2 separate regions of the Homo sapiens genome follow, and region 1 is linked to region 2. A link is a loop called in an ENCODE intact Hi-C map of the cell type or tissue named here. Cell type or tissue: dorsolateral prefrontal cortex. All regions are shown on one strand. Each heading gives the region's core, and the rest is flanking DNA. Links, peaks and the distances in the headings are about the cores only.

Region 1 (8,339 bases), core at 245-8,244, 290 kb after region 2:
GTATCATACTGAAAATATCCTGGAATTGGTCCAGGAATAATAAGAGAATAAAGATTGCAAAACTTTTTTATTATTTTTAATAAGCGTTGTTAACCATAGACTTCTCTCCTATTGAATTCAGGCTTTTAAATCTGCAATACATAACATTCAATAGTCTGAAATTTTATTTACCTTTATTTTTAAAAGTTAGTTTCCCACCCCCATGCATTTATGGCTGGAGCTTGTCCTGTGGTGGATTTTGAGTATTCCAGCTAACATGCTTCAGAAGGTAACTCTGTGGGCACATATCTAATTAGTTTCCCATTAAAGTACTAAAATAAGCTTCTATTTTGAACTAGGACAGACTTGTCTCTCAAAAAACACAAAAATCCTCAACCTAAAGCATTCAAAGAATCCCGGGCCCAGAAACATACTTTGCAAACATTCACCCAAATACAGGTAGGAAACTGTGGCTTGGTGTGGGGCATTGACCTACTGCAGAGTTTTCATAAGAAGTTATTCTCAAATTTGGGGGTATTTAAGGTATTCACTTTAAACAGAAGCCTAAATATTTCTTTAGGAGATAACTAGACAAGTCTTGTTTCATGGACTTAATGTGGTGATTACTCCCTGGGAAACATAACTAGGATACCATGGGCTTAAAGGTCAAGGTGCACTGAGATATCAGCTAAGAGGTAAGGCATAAACAGAGTGATGCAGGCACTTAACTAGTGGTGTGAGCTCACAAAGACAAAAATTATCCATCAAATTCTTCCCTGGCTTATGTCAGTTCAAGAGAAAATTAAAATAATGGTTTTGCCACTCTTGCCTTCTTTGAATGTAACTTAAAGCAGCTCCTGACAATCTGTATGCATCCAGTGCAGGTTCTTACAAAGGGATAAGATCTTCCAATGTGCAGCTACAAACAAATGATCAATCCAGTTAACTGTATCTGGTATTTAATGAAATAGATGAAGAAAGAAGCCTTGATCACTTCTTGATCGGTTCATTGCCCTAGAGTTTTAATCAAGGCTCTCTACTTCTTTATTTGCCTAAAACCATCCCGAAATGACTGCCCAATTCACCCTTTTAAATTCATTTCCATGGTAGAAGTCAGCTTTTTGCTCCTTCAGGAAAACAGCTCGGAATTCTGCTGGCAAATATCCATGGGATTACAATCCCTGGAAATACTGCCTTGGGTCACAGCCATCAGCTGTAGTTTTTGTGGTGCATGTGGTTTCTAGTCCCCGACACACAAAAGTACTTTAGATTGGAGAAAAAAGAACGGACTTCTAAATAGCCTTCTCTATTTTATTGTTCACATTTCGTATTGTTTTGAGTGAAATTGGAAAAATTGTCTCCTTTCTCTGTATTGCCAAAAGGCATTCAGGTAATGAAGTCTGTAACTAAACGGTAATTGAATCAGCATAATTTGCACACTGAATGGTTTTCAAATGCTCCCAGTTTACAATTAAAGGAGAATTAATGCGCTTGTTGTTGAGAACGCAGCGCATTAGAATAAATCCAGCACTGTTGTTGTAATGAGTGGAAAACGGTTTAACTGCCAACAAACACATTTAAAATTTAACACAAAGTATTGATTTCACTTCTGCTTTTGATAGATTATTTTCCAGACTATCGAAATACTTGCTCCAAGCAATAAACTGCACCATAGCCACAAGCCCTTGCCGTGTGTGTGAGCACAGCCCAAGGACGTAAGAACAGTCCTCAAGTTCAGGTCAGGCGTAAAGGTATGCAGAGGAAAAGGGCAAGCGGGTTACGATGGTCAAGGGAATCCTTAAAATTACCTCCCCCCCGCCCCCGTCGCTTTCACTTTGCATTCCCTCCCCCCATCTCTCAATAAAAAAATTCTATATTTCTTCTGGCCAAACTTTCTGCCCTCCATCCATGGTCTCTCAATGTCAGTGGGCTTACTGAACACAGGTGGGGGTGAAAATGATTGAAGATGGGAAATGGGAAGGACACTTTTTGCATTCCGCCTGCGTTCCAGCGGGTAAAGGCACAGACTTCGGTGACAGAGTCAGAAAGGCTGTTCTTTTGGATTGGCTGCCCTGGCTTTCACCTGTTTACCCCAAGGTGTCCTGTGGGCGAGGACGCTGATGCGCAGCGCCCTCTGGCGTCCGCGGCTGCTACGGTCAGGCGATAAAGGGGCAAAGACAGGCAACATTGAGGGTTCTTGGATTGAAGCTGAAATCGGTTAAATACACATTCACACACACATATATATACGTGTCACTCACATACACAGAATTCACACAACTCGCAGCTTTGCAGCCACATGCACCAGGGCAACGGCCGAGAAACGCTGTCAATTGTAGGGATGGCAATTCTTTCAGGCTTATGGGTTCTATCTAAGGCTCTTGGGATTGAGGAGCGCCAGTATCACCTCCAATCAGAGGTGTAGCCCATCAGAGAGTTCGGGCTGCTTTAGCGCACCTCACCCCTAGACAGAACATAGCGAGCCCTCGGTGCACTCCCGCAGCCCAGGATGGGCTATGGGGGTCGGGACACTGAACACAACTTCACCAGCAGGGCACAAGTGTCCCTTACCCCCATTCCCCCATTCCCACCCCAGAAGCCAGACCTGAAATATCTCATTCTCCTTGTCTCAACATGGCACAAACAGCTACCAATTCACCACAACAAAGCTCTTCAACCAGGAGCCGAGTTCCAGCAGTGTACAAAGTCCAGCCCCCCGGAAAACTCTGCTACTGAAGGACAAGGACCGCGGCTTTGTTTAGAATTCTCTCCCTGGCGACAAGGCCTACCATTCCCTAATAATGGACTAGTCACTGGAGATGGGATTTAGTTATTTGATGAAAAGGGGAGGTCGAGACGAGAGGAAGGTGGACATGTTTGCTGGAGTATCTCTGTCCTAACTCCGATTGCTTGCAGTACCCCTGATAGTTAAACTTATCCTGTCGGAACCCTTACAAGTCAAAGAAAGTTAACTGCGCTTCTTTATGTGTCTCATCTCCAAATCGGGGAAGTGGGTGGGTAGATTCACTTTTAAACTCACAGACCTGGGCAGATTTGTTCTTTCCACCACCCAACTACACCCCCACTTCCCTTCGTTTAAACTCTGTGCATGAGCTACTGAGAGTTCCTGCCTTCCACTTCTTCTCGTTGGCCCTCTATCACATAAAGCACCCCATCTCACTACCTCCTTGGGTTTAGGGTGTCTGGGGCGCCCTAGCCCCTTTCAAGAATCACGCGCAGGAGACTGGGGGATTGGAGCAGAAAATGGGGTGGGAACCCCGGAAAATCCGCAGGAATCCAGAGACCAGCTTGCCAAAGTTGCTCCAACACAGCTGCTAGGAAGCTGCTCTCACTGAACTGGCGGCGTAACCCTTCTCCCGCGTGTCCCCAGTTTCCTTGCCTCCCGGCCGGGGTAAAAATGCGAAAGCCCCGAACCTTCCAAGACTTACCAAGTAGACGGTGGGCTGCAGGAGGAAAAGCACGTACCAGCACGCAGCCTGCATTCTCCCGCGTCTCAAACTTCCTTGGCGGTGCCTTCTTTGAGTCTTTGTTCCTTCAGAAACATAGATCCACCTGACATCCACTTTACAGAGCAAGGAGCGCTCTCAGCAGCCTAGATGCAAATAAAATTAGACATCCCATGACTACGCGGGCAAGGTTAGGCTTGACAATCAAGCGGGGAAAGGGGGTCGTAGCGGGGAGTGGGGGACCAAAAAAAAAAGGGAGGGAGGGTACGAAAAATTGAAAAGCGAGTAAATCCAGCGCCTGAGACCAGCAAGCGCGCGGTCCGCAGCTGGGGAGGCGGGCGGGCGGACGAGAGGGAGGGTGAGGGGCTCCTTGCCCCCTGCGCTCCTCGGGTGCGAGTTCCCAGGCGGCGGAGCACACTGAGCCGCGTGCAGGCTGGTTCGGAGCCCAGGCTTCTCCGGCAGCGAGACCTGCCCTTGTGTTGGGTGGCCCGGCGGCTCGGACTAAAGGCGGCGGCTGGTTCTTCGCCAGCCCTGGCAGTGCTCACACACGTACACACCAGCAGAGAGAGATAGAGGGGAAAGATAAAGGGAGAGAGAGAGATTGAGCGAGGGGGGCGCGGTGAGAGGAAGAGGTAGGTAGAACTGACCGCGATTAGGTGCTAGGTACCTCAACACGTTCGGTGAAGTGGGGGTGGGGAAAGAGAATGCAATTTGCATACAGGAAAGCAGGGATCAGTTTACCCATTCGAACCCCTGGCGCACACAGAGATACCCACGAATGCTCACAGTCACATCTCTAGCACTACTTTTTTCGAGCCAAAGGGTACAGCCGGTCGCTAACTTCTAGAGAAGAAGCCTCCTCCGAGCTGTGAGGGTCACCTGCCAGGCTTGTTCTCTTTCCTAACCAGCGCCCCTCCCTGCCGTCCCTTCCTCGTGCCCACCACCCCGCTCCCAGGTGTACCCTCCGGGAACAGCGGAGGCAAAGGGTACGTACCGCACAGGACTTGGGGCGAATCCTGCGAGAAGGGACCGCTCTGGGCAGGCTCCATGGAGAAGCTACTCGGGCCTGGCGTCTCCAGCGCCCCGGACGTGCCCTCCCAGGCGCTCCGTCTCCATGCTCGAGCGCAGACGGGTCCGGCTGCCTCGTCCAGCTTTGGCGGAGTCGCCGTCCCAGTGCCCGGGTCGCGCTCAGGATTGGTTCGCGGGAGCCAAGGCTTGGCACAGTTGGATTCACGGTGCAGGAAACTTAAGAGGCAAGAGAGGGAGGGAGCAGTAGAGGAGGAAAGAGAGGAAGACAGAAAGGGAGGGAGAGCAAGAGGGAGGGAGAGAGGGGAATGCGCCGGGCTGCTGCACCGGACGGACTGGGACTGCCAGCGCTGGCACCCGGACGAACAGTCCAGGACTCTCGGCTTCCCACAGCTGCCTGAGGATGGTGGAAATGACTTAAGGGGAGGAGACTGAGCAAGTCCTCTGGACTTGAAGTGGAGAGATAAGACACTGGCCTTTCGGAAGAAAAGAGAACCACACGGCAGACGAGAGCAGTCCGAGTTTCTGAGGGAGGGGTGGGGTGGCGAGAATCTGGAGCCTGCGGCACACGGAGCAGCTGTACCTCTACCCGCGACGCTGGGAAGCCCAGGAGCCGGTCCCCAGTGGAGTCCCGGGCGCTGTCCCTGGTGCTGCCCGGCCACCCGGGGACGCTCTGGAGCGCTTTGGGTTTCCGGCGGCCGCGGTGGTCGTGGTTTCTCCGCAGAGCCGCGGCTTGGCACGCCTACCTTCCTGACACGGACAATTACTTTGGCACGTGGGTGAATGATTCCTCAAAGACTAATTAGTACCCTGTGTAAACAGATCCGGCTCTCAGGCTCTCGCGGGCTGGGCCCACAGGGACAAGTGGCTCCCGCGGTGTCTTCGGTGGCCGCAGCGCCCCCTTCCCGGGGGGCGTAGGGAAGATCGCAAAGCCCAGGGGAGTGGCGGGAAGAGCAGCCGGGAGTCGCGTAGGGCGGGGAAGGGCGCGGGAGGGTGCAGGGCGCCCCTGCCGGCCTCGAGCGCCGACGCCGGGCGCCTCCGACCTGTGGCTGCCGGGCCGGAGGCGGGGGAGCCGCAGACTGCCAGCCATTCAGCTCGAGACAGCCGAGAGGACTGGGCGACCTTGGCCTCTGGACTCCTCGCCGCCGGCTGGGCTGAGCGTGAAGGGGGAGGAGGAGGACGGGGGATGCTTCGAGCCGTCACCACCTCCCTCGCTACTGACACCTCCCACTCAACCAGCGTCTCCCAGACTCGGCCTCTGTGCTCCGACTCTGGCTGTCTCTGTCTTTCTCAGTCTCTCCCTTACTGTCCCTATTTCTCAGTATCTTTCTCACTCCCTCTCTCTCTCTGTCTCCTTCTTCTGTCATTCTTGTGGTCTGCGTCTCTGTCCCTCAGCATCTTTCTGCCTTTTTCTGCCTTTCTGTGTGTCTCACTCAGGATTTCTGACTCTAGGTCTCTGTATCTCTGTGCCTCTACCGTGTCCCTGCCATTCCCCCTCAAACCCTGTTTTGTTTTTTGTTTTTTTTCCTCCACCCTTCCAGTGCACCACCACCAGAGCAGTTTCACCAGTCTCGGGAGACAGCCAGGACCAGCTTCTTCTGGTGCTGGTGGGGTTGCCAGTGCTCCTTGAGCTTGCCCAAATTCAGGGCACAAATCGGAACCCGGAAGAGGGTATCTCTTCCCCAACCTTGCCCATTGCATCTCCAAGCCTGCCCTTCACCAGAGCCTCTCCTGGGGTGATGCACATATCCATATCAATCTGTAGGAATTGTATGGAAATTTATCTCAGGAACCTGAGTTAGTGACATCAAAATCGAATTGTGATATTTAATGAGTCTGGAATGTCCTTTCCTCAAGTGTGGCTGTGGACACTCTGGCAGGTCTGGGCCTAGATACAATGTACACTCTAGACAATAGGTCCCAGGCTGAATTCCCCTGGATGATGGAGACCACCCCTCAAACAAGGCAGTGACAATCAGCAGAGCCACCCAGTCCTGCAGCAGAGGCAAGAGGAGCCCCACTGAGACCTTCCCCTGGAATCAGATCTCCAAAGACCTCCAAATTAGATCCCCACTGTAGAACATACCTACCAGCACTTTGAGGTCTACACTCTCCCTTCCAGCTAAAAATAACTCTTTAAAGAGCAAGCTCTTCTAATCTTAAAAGTTGTACTCTGCTGCTGTGACCTCCTGGAATTCATTGGGGCATATGCAGAATAAAGCAGTGAAGCACACCTTCTAACTGTGTCTCTGAAAATCCACTTCAGAAAAAACGCACATGTACATATAGCATAATTACAATGTTTTCTTGACTATTTTCACTTACCAGCTATTTCATTTTCTTAAAAACTTTAAACTTTAAAGAAGAAAAATTAAAGTATTGGGGCACCCGTATCTGAGGCCAAATGGTCAAAGCAGGGGCAAAAAAAGCTTTGTCTAATTCCATCCTCTAGGATTCATAAGGCTATCCTAAAATTGATTCCTATTTGTACAGGAGCTCCCAGGCCTCCCAGACTGGAGTGTAGAGCTGGAGCAAATGTTGCCTGCCTCTATCTGGATTCCCAGCTACAATGCTGTCAGAGCTGAACTTCTGTCTGACCTTTGGGAAAATGAGAAAGAATCCGGCTAGCTTTGGAATATACCAAGTTCTTTTCTAAACCTTACTTTAAAAACATTCTGCTTCTAGTGCCATTTAGCCTTAAAAAAATACTGCTTGTGAAATAGAAAGATGATCAGAGACCTTAAAATGTCTGTCTGAATGGGACTGATTATTTAAGAAAAGCACCACAGGCACCTAGTAATGGGAACAGGTTTGACACTTTGTTCTATGACACAGGATGCCAAAGAGCTTTTTCTGTTAATGACCTGAGATCTTCTGCCCAGACATTCAACCTTCGCTGGATCCTATGAGATACTTGGCCTGTGATATAAAACAGTGGCGGATTGTCATTTTTCATATTTCACAGGGGTCTTCATCTCCTATAATACTCAACCAGAAAAGGATACCGAGCCACCAAGTAACACAGAAAAATGTATCGTTTCTGCTAAACCACTCCAGTTTTAATAATATAATATTGGGGGAGAAGTGGACAAGAATGGTTCATTCACCCTCCTTTTTTCCTATCATTTGCTTTATAAAGAACAATGGAGCAATAAAAGCATGATTTTCTTACATTCTTCTGTTTCAAGTAGTATCCTACTCTAAAATGCACTCTTAGAATACATGAACAGTCAGCTTCATTGAGTGAGAACAAAAGTGTGATTACCTTAAGAAGTATAGTGTTTGTACCAATTTTTACTGACTTTACTCATGCTGAAAATTCTTTCAGAAATACTGTTTCCAAACTTTGTGTGCAATGCAACTTAATACAGATATAAACTTAGTATGAATGATAACCACTGTAAAACACAACCCTCTGCATCTGCTTTTCCCCATGTCTACCTGGTCCAACCTGAAATGAACAGTACGAGAAATAATATAGATCTTTGTCTCTAAGAAATATATTTTTAAAGGGTTAAAATGGGCTGCATCAAAAGAAAATAGTGAAATTAACTTTCCTGAAAGTTAAAACCAGAAGAAATTAAACTAGAATCTTCTGACATATACTGATAGTTCTGTTAAATGTAATTATCTATTTTGGTTTGGTTCATTTGTATGATTCTCTTTTTTGGCAGGGGAGAGGGAAGGGAGAGGTTTGAATTATCTTGGGGCTGGAGAGAAGAGAGACATAAAGAGAGAGGCTGAGTTCTACAAAATTTTGTCCTAAAATGAACCTGTCTTAAACACCTTAATATCATCATATTCTACCCAAAATCCAAGTAAAAACAGAGAACTATTGTTACAAAGCATCCAGCTGTGGTCTTGCTT
Region 2 (8,339 bases), core at 221-8,220:
CATATCTACAACTATCTGATCTTTGACAAACCTGAGAAACACAAGCAATGGGGAAAGGATTCCCTATTTAATAAATGGTGCTGGGAAACCTGGCTAGCAATATGTAGAAAGCTGAAACTGGATCCCTTCCTTACACCTTATACAAAAATCAATTCAAGATGGATTAAAGACTTAAACGTTAGACCTAAAACCATAAAAACCCTAAAAGAAAACCTAGGCATTACCATTCAGGACATAGGCATGGGCAAGGACTTCATGTCTAAAACACCAAAAGCAATGGCAACAAAAGCCAAAATTGACAAATGGGATCTAATTAAACTAAAGAGCTTCTGTACAGCAAAAGAAACTACCATCAGAGTGAATAGGCAACCTACAAAATGGGAGAAAATTTTCGCAACCTACTCATCTGACAAAGGGCTAATATCCAGAATCTACAATGAACTCAAACAAATTTACAAGAAAAAAACAAACAACCCCATCAAAAAGTGGGCGAAGGACATGAACAGACACTTCTCAAAAGAAGACATTTATGCAGCCGAAAAAACACATGAAAAAATGCTCACCATCACTGGCCATCAGAGAAATGCAAATCAAAACCACTATGAGATACCATCTCACACCAGTTAGAATGACAATCATTAAAAAGTCAGGAAACAACAGGTGCTGGAGAGGATGTGGAGAAATAGGAACACTTTTACACTGTTGGTGGGACTGTAAACTAGTTCAACCATTGTGGAAGTCAGTGTGGCGATTCCTCAGGGATCTAGAACTAGAAACGCCATTTGACCCAGCCATCCCATTACTGGGTATATACCCAAAGGACTATAAATCATGCTGCTATAAAGACACATGCACACGTATGTTTATTGCGGCATTATTCACAATAGCAAAGACTTGGAACCAACCCAAATGTCCAACAACGATAGACTGGATTAAGAAAATGTGGCACATATACACCATGGAATACTATGCAGCCATAAAAAATGATGAGTTCATGTCCTTTGTAGGGACATGGATGAAATTGGAAATCATCATTCTCAGTAAACTATCACAAGAACAAAAAACCAAACACTGCATATTCTCACTCATAGGTGGGAATTGAACAATGAGAACACATGGACACAGGAAGGGGAACATCACACTCTGGGGACTGTTGTGGGGTGGGGGGAGGGGGGAGGGACGGCATTGGGAGATATACCTAATGCTAGATGACGAGTTAGTGGGTGCAGCGCACCAGCATGGCACATGTATACATATGTAACTAACCTGCACATTGTGCACACGTACCCTAAAACTTAAAGTATAATAATAATACATTTAAAAAAAACAAACAAAAAAATGAAAATTATTGCAGTAAAGTGTAAAAAAAAAAAAAGAAAAAGAAGCAAACGAGGAAGGATTGACTTACCTTCCAACCATATTTTCAGAATAGTATATGTAAGACATTTGTACCTATTAGCCACTGGTATTAATAATATACATACAGATGTTCTTATATACAACTTTATATAAAAACACACTTTGTAGCAATAATAACACAGCTTATCCAATAGAAGTCCAAATTCCTAAGGAAATAATGACTTTGATATTTTTGATACAATATGCCTAAATTAACACACTCTGATTATCCAGAGTTTCACCTGGAAGCCTTTTGTTAGAAGGAAGCGTTATATAAATTAAATAATGGAGATTAGTTGCCAAGGAATAACATTCCTGTGTCATTTAGACCTTAGATTGATTCAAAAACCCTTCTAGTGTCTTTTTCTGATCAGAGTATTGTGCATGGACAGTGCTCAGAACTTTCCAGGTGCTGAGTGGACAATGTCGGTCAACCCAGAAATAAAAAAAAATAGGTAAAGATCCTGGAAATAGAGCCTCTCCACACTCCTATAAAAGTCCTGGGAATCTCCAACTCTCTGAAGCAGAGCAAATCCAATGTTCTAGTGTGGCATTGTCTAAGAAAAAATAAAGTCTAGTAGATAGAATAGACCTCTCACCCTTTCAACAAAGGTGGATGATGCTGGAGTTTGAATTCCTTCAAGAATTTTTTACATTAAGTAAATAAATATTTTTGGTGAATCATGCCTTGGCCAGAGCAAGAAGTGGTAAAAACACATCCAACTTAGAGTACCAGGCCCTACGATGGATTTTTTTTTTTTTTTTTTGAGACAGAATCTCACTCTGTTGCCCAGGTTGGAGTGCAGTGGCTGGATCTCAGCTCACTGCAACCTCTGCCTCCCAGGTTCTAGCCATCCTCATGCCTCAGCCTACTGCGTAGCTGGGACTACAGGCGCCCACCACCATGCCCAGTTAATTTTTGTATTTTTAGTCAAGACAGGGTTTCGCCATGTTGCCCAGGTTGGTCTCGAACTCCTGGCCTCAAGTGATCTGCCTGCCTTGGCATCTCAAAGTGCTGAGATTACAGGCGTGAGTCACAGCGCCTGTCCTACAATGGGTTCTTCGGCATAGCTCAGGGAAGATACAACTCATGCACTGAGAATATCAAACACCACTATTTCTATAAGAAAACTATTCCCTTGAGAATTCTTTTAAAAAGCTCTTCCCTAAGAAGGTAACATCCATTCCTTGACCTTCTGTTTCTCCCTTGCAAGATTCCTAGCACTGGGTTACTATACTCTGCCCTCTGCAGATCTCTTAACCAGTTACTGCCAGATTTGGAATCAGATGCTGCTGCTGTCCACAAGCCTGGGCTAGATTTTGCTTTGGTCTTGCATCACCATTTTCCTCAATTCCCAGGTTCTTAAAGCATGGTGTGTGAAATCTCATACTGAAGAGACATGTGCTAATGAAAAAAGATGTTTAGCCAGAGAGATCTCATAAATAAGCAAAAAGATGGCCTCTGGATTTAGATTCTGTTAAGAAAAGTTAATCAGACACAAAACTGAGTGGTGCTCCTGGAGTTAAAAGAAAAAATATCCTTGGTAACAAAAAGAGCCAAGTCTTAAGTAAACAGTTCCATTAAATCAAAGAAGGGTATTCATACAAACATCATAAGATGAAATAGGTCATAGAGAGAATGAGGCAGACATAACCTCAAAATGACTAGAGATGCTGTAAGATAAGTCACAATAGAGAGGTTGGATGAAAATTTGTATATATTTTCAGAAATTCCCTCAACCCTCTTTTAATGTAGCTTAAAATGGCTTACTCATTATTAGCAGTTTGTTTTACCTTGAGCACTGTGGATAGAAGGCATCATAGGCAAACTGAGAGAACAGGTCGTTGGGGAAGACTTTCCTCTCCTAGTATGTCCCTAAACTCACTGACTTCAAATACTGAGAGGTATTTTAATTACCCTTTTCAAAGAGCCGGGTAACATTCCAGCTGCCGCTAGAGGGCACAGCTAGGACATATGACAGCTGCCTCTATTCATGGTGCTGAAAGACAGGATTGTGTCACTAAGGGTCCCAGGTCTCTTTGAAAAAAGATGGACAGGAACTTTTGTGGTAACTGCTGGCTGAGGCACTCTGTGGGAACCACCTATTCTGTGAGCTTTAGTGACCTGGAAGGAGCAGCTGTTGTTGAAGGAACTACTACTAAAAGCCGTCATCCACTAAAGAAGTTATTGTGGGCCCTATTCCTGAGAGAAAGGATGTTCAAAGCTCAGATACACTTACCTATTTATTTATTTGATTATTTATTAACTTATCTACTTGCTTACTTATTGGAAAGTAGTCTAAGTCAATGCAACATGTGTCTATGTCTCTAGCTTCATGTTGGCTACTTTTCCCTTTAGTCTCAGGATTTTTGCACATCAGACTTTTTCATGTGCTCTCTTTATTCCAACTTTAGAACCTGTGTATAAGCTGCTTCCCCTTCCTGGAATCCTATCTACACATTCCCATTAGCTAAGCTAACTCCGCATTATCTAGCTCCCCATAAACTTCATTTCTACAGCAATCATTGATCCACTCATAGCACCCTATACAAATCCTTCCTAAATATTATATATCTGGCAGATATAAAGGTGTTTGTATTGTAATCCTTTGTGGAGGTTTTGTGTAATTCTGTAATCATGCACAGTGGCACAAGAAGAAAAGGTGGCATTCTTCTTGGAAAATACAAGTGACTGCTACAGGCCATTATAACCAAAAATGTTATACCAAAAATCCCCAAATAAATGTATTTTTACTTAAGACAAAACTGAATAAGAGCAAAATACCTAGATGAGCATAAAACTATATTTTGGGGGGCTTGACAAACATTAGCAAAACTTAATAAAATAGTGAGTATGGTCTCTTAGTGGCAAGAAAGTTAGCATCATATTCTACATTTTCTTCCTTGAATTTCTAGAAATTTGATCCTAATGTGGTAATGAAAAGAATACTGATAGAATTGAAGCAGAGAACAGAGCCTGCCAAACTTTCTGGGAGCATTTTCTTTGCACTACTCAAGTGGACATTTGTATTGACAAATAATAATTGCTTTGAAACAGGCAGTTAGACACGTGTTAGGCTATTTGTTTGCATAAATGCCTATTTGCTTGGGAAATGCAGTGGGGTTTTTAAAATGCGAAGCAAACACAATTTTATGGGTATGTTTGCAACGGTTTAAAATAGAGCTGTAAAAGTGTTCATTAACAGCACAAATTAAAACGATATTAAAATGTGAGTATTGAAGGCATTTTTGGCTTGACTCTACAGTTGATAAAGTGTAAATAAACACAGTTTGACTGTGACATTTTTGCTCTGTGGTTGTGTCATGAAAATCCATGACTGTTGAGAGTTACAATCACTAAACATCTGAGGCTGGAAGGGGCCATTGAACATATTTTATAACTTAGAAAGCTGAGCCTCATAGAGCTAAAGTGACTCACAAAAGGCTATCAAGATGGTTAGGAGCAGAGCCAAAATTGTGATGAAGGTTCGTTACCATCCAGCCCACTCCTCTTGCATTCCAAGGTTTTCCTTTATTGAGAGCTGGTATTTAACGTCTTCTTCAGAGCTTTTAAAGCTTCAAAGCTCTGGAAATCACCAAATCACTTCAAAACAAGGAACTTGCTTAACTTTGCTGGCAAGTTTTAATTTTGTGAAAGGAAGAGATACTAGAAAATTGGCACCATTTGCAAACCCCTAAAAAAGAGGCATTAACCTAGTCTATTGCAATTACACCTCGGGGTCTCTTGGGTTGACTTTGGACACAAACTTGTGCACAGATCTTCCCAGGCTTTTATCTGAACAGTGAGGACTGTGAGGAAGGAGAGAATTGAAATGAGAGAACCATTGTAACAGAATTTCAGTCAAGCAAATGATAACACAGAGGCAATTATTCTTCAGGCTCTGAAGGGAAAATGTTTTATATGTGTTTCCCAAAATCTCATTCATTCCTATTTTCAGAAGTCTTGCTTTTAAAAGGGGAAAGTAAAAGTAAAATGTCAGATTTTCTATTCTATCCCAGGCAAAAATAAATAAATCCATCAGCAAGCTTTTGTTAAATAACTATAATATTAAAATTTTTAAAAAATTATTCCATGGAAGTCTTTTTTTTTCGCATACTTCAAATCCATCTCTAAGTCAACTCATTCCATATAACCCACATCATTGGTACTTTTCACCCTCTAATGAATAAAGGTCCTGGTATTTTGGAGGTTCTCTCCTGCTACAAGCCTTGAAAGTCAGTAACTCTCAACAGGAAGTACTAAAGTAAACCCAAGGTAACTTGATCTGTAATATTTACGAAGGATCATGGAATTTGCCATGGGGGTGGTGAAATTAAATAGCATATTCTAAGTGTATCATTAATTTCCTTTTAATTAAAATGTTTATTTCATAGTCTCACATAATGTTAAAGGAAGGTATGAGATTTATGGTTTTTTCGAACTGGATGATCGTTTAAACAATCAAGAAATGCCTTTTTTGAGACAGAGTCTCGCTATGTTGCCCAGGCTGGAGTGCGTGGCACAATCTCAGCTCACTGCAAGCTCCGCCTCCTGGGCTCACAGCCATCTCCTGCCTCAGCCTCCCGAGTAGCTGGGACTACAGGTGCCCGCCACCACGCCCAGCTAATTTTTTGTATTTTTTTAAGTGGAGACAGGGTTTCACCGTGTTAGCCAGGATGGTCTCGATCTCCTGACCTCGTGATCCACCCACCTCGGCCTCCCAAAGTGCTGGGATTACAGGCGTGAGCCACAAGAAATGCATTTTTAAGTGAAACTGTCTTTCTTTAAGTAATCTTGGTTCTTAAATAGACTGCAAAGACTATCCATCTTAATTTAAATCTGCACAAAAACGTATTTAGATTTTTATTTTTTTATTTTGGTATAATTTCCAATTTACAAAAAGTTACAAGAAACTTCCATATGCCATTTACCGAGATTCACCAATTAGTTTCATTTGATCACATTAACTTTATTGCTGTCTTACTCTCTCTCATATTTATGCATATATGTATGTATGTGTGTATAAATTTTCTGAGCCATTTTGAGAGTAACTTTGAGACACCATGCCCATTTACCCTTAAGCAGGTCCTGGAGTAGACCCTAAGAAAATTATATTATCTTATGTAACCACAGTAGAACTATCAAAATCAGGAAATTTAACCTTGATATATTACCATAATTTAACCTATTGCCATTATTCTAATGGCATCTGTTACCCCATTATGCCTACCAATTTTTCTAGTCCAGAATCTATATCCAATACATGCAATTGCATTGCATTCAGTTGTCATGACTCTACAGCTTATTTCCCTTCTATTTCTGGTTCTTTACATTTTTGAACAGCATAGGCTATTAATCGGTAAAATGTCCCTCAGTTTGGGTTGTACTGATGTGCACTGCAAATCATTTTATAGGAAAGTTCTAGAACTTTAGATTGACAAATTGATATTAGAGAAACGGAATTCCTTGGTTTGAGCATATAGGAAGCAATGTTTTTAGTAGTTGCAGAGAGTAAAATATTATTGTACTATGCAAAATCATCGCCTAGTAAGTCATTTAGCCTGTTTAATATAATTTTACAGGTAATTAATTTGCATTATATTCAATTGTTTTACTGATAATAAGCTCATTAAATCTTGTCATTTTGTGGTCTGTTTCATTTCACATTTTGTTTAAGCGAAGCTAATGTTTTTTAAAATCCATTTGCTGGATTTACTAAACTTATCTTTCAGTCTGAGGCTGACATTATTTTATTTTAATCATAAAGATTTTTAAACAAATATTTGCATAGTGTTTATCATTTCCATCATATGTTAATACATTATGTGAGTGGGTTGATCCCCACAGATCTGCCTGTGATGTAGATACCAGTAACCTAATGATAGAGTAGAGAAATGCAAGACCCACTGCCCCAAGAGATGGCCTTAGAATCACACATACAAGAAACAGCATTCGAATTCTTATCCTGCTGTTCTGACCCAAAACCACAAGATTACTATTACTGGTATTACCAAATGAAAGGTGGTTGTACTACCTATTGCTATTTAAGAGTGTACATTTTGGTGATTCAGTTCATTGAACAGATATGAACCAAGAATGGACACTTAACCAAGTAGAGGCATTCCCCAATCCTTGAACTTCAAGTTAAAGTGTAACCTCAATCATCATTCTCCAAAAGGAGCTGACAAGCAGATCATACTGTTCATAATACACCAGGTGCTTATACAGACACTCAAGGATATTCAGCAAGGACTTCATAGCCAAATGACAATTGATTATGAAGCCATAATCTCTTGAATCTAAATTTTCTTATTCTAATTTAGAGATAGAATCCCCCTGTCCCAGTGTTATTTTGAGAATTAGAATGTACATAAGCTGTTCTTCTCAGTGGTTAATAATATTGTATTTTTTATTTTATTTTTACTCATTAATAATCAATACAATTATATTGATCTATGTCGTTAGTTTTGTATAAAAGTATTTCATTTCCATAATTTAAATTCACGTCGGAAAACATTGCACATTTTAAGTAGTATGGCATAGTGGTAAGAGCCTAGATTCTGGAGCCAGGCTGCAGGCTGACAGCTCTTAAGGCAGATGCCTTTTTTATGGGAACTGCCTAAATGGTGACTTTCCAAGTCATTTAGGCAACCAGAACACTGTTATCTTTTTCAAATGGTTATCCACCAAATATAATATAATTTTCATTAATAATCCTACTTTTAGAATGTGAAATTATGACTTTGCACATAAATTTTTGGTTGTTTTCTTAATGACATATGGAGGAAAAATACCACCCAATGTCCCCACTAGGGTTGTACTATCCAAGCCATAATATTTTTGATCTATGCTTTATGGAGCATCCCATTAGAGTTCCAGAGAAACCTTTACTTTCTATTATGTCAATGACACCTTTGCTGGCCTGGAGCCATCATCAGCT

Evidence for each region. Peaks named below come from ENCODE experiments on the same cell type or tissue, not always from the same donor. Only the 100,000 strongest peaks of a DNase experiment are listed, where the experiment ranks them.
Region 1: a loop joins it to region 2, with 6 times the contacts of the local background. A loop is called at or near these places in 26 of 110 quality-filtered maps.

Annotation. Positions count from the first base shown.
Region 1 is chr7:8,430,857-8,439,195 of GRCh38, reverse strand. NXPH1 (neurexophilin 1) reads right to left here and starts at 5,587. Exons shown (of 3, transcript NM_152745.3): 1 at 4,441-5,587; 2 at 3,429-3,592. The coding sequence starts at 3,482. RefSeq lists enhancers at 3,380-3,927, 3,928-4,475, 4,476-5,023. In dorsolateral prefrontal cortex, for the core only: a CTCF peak has its summit at 2,096 (motif pointing left); a DNase peak (open chromatin) is centred at 2,115; H3K4me3 peaks cover 5,253 bases; H3K27ac peaks cover 2,167 bases; H3K27me3 peaks cover 7,745 bases.
Region 2 is chr7:8,719,316-8,727,654 of GRCh38, reverse strand. The region is part of intron 2 of NXPH1 (neurexophilin 1); the gene reads right to left. Among named protein-coding and RNA genes, the nearest start is that of NXPH1, 290 kb to the right of the region's middle. In dorsolateral prefrontal cortex, for the core only: CTCF peaks have their summits at 3,140 and 3,340 (motif pointing right); a DNase peak (open chromatin) is centred at 3,374.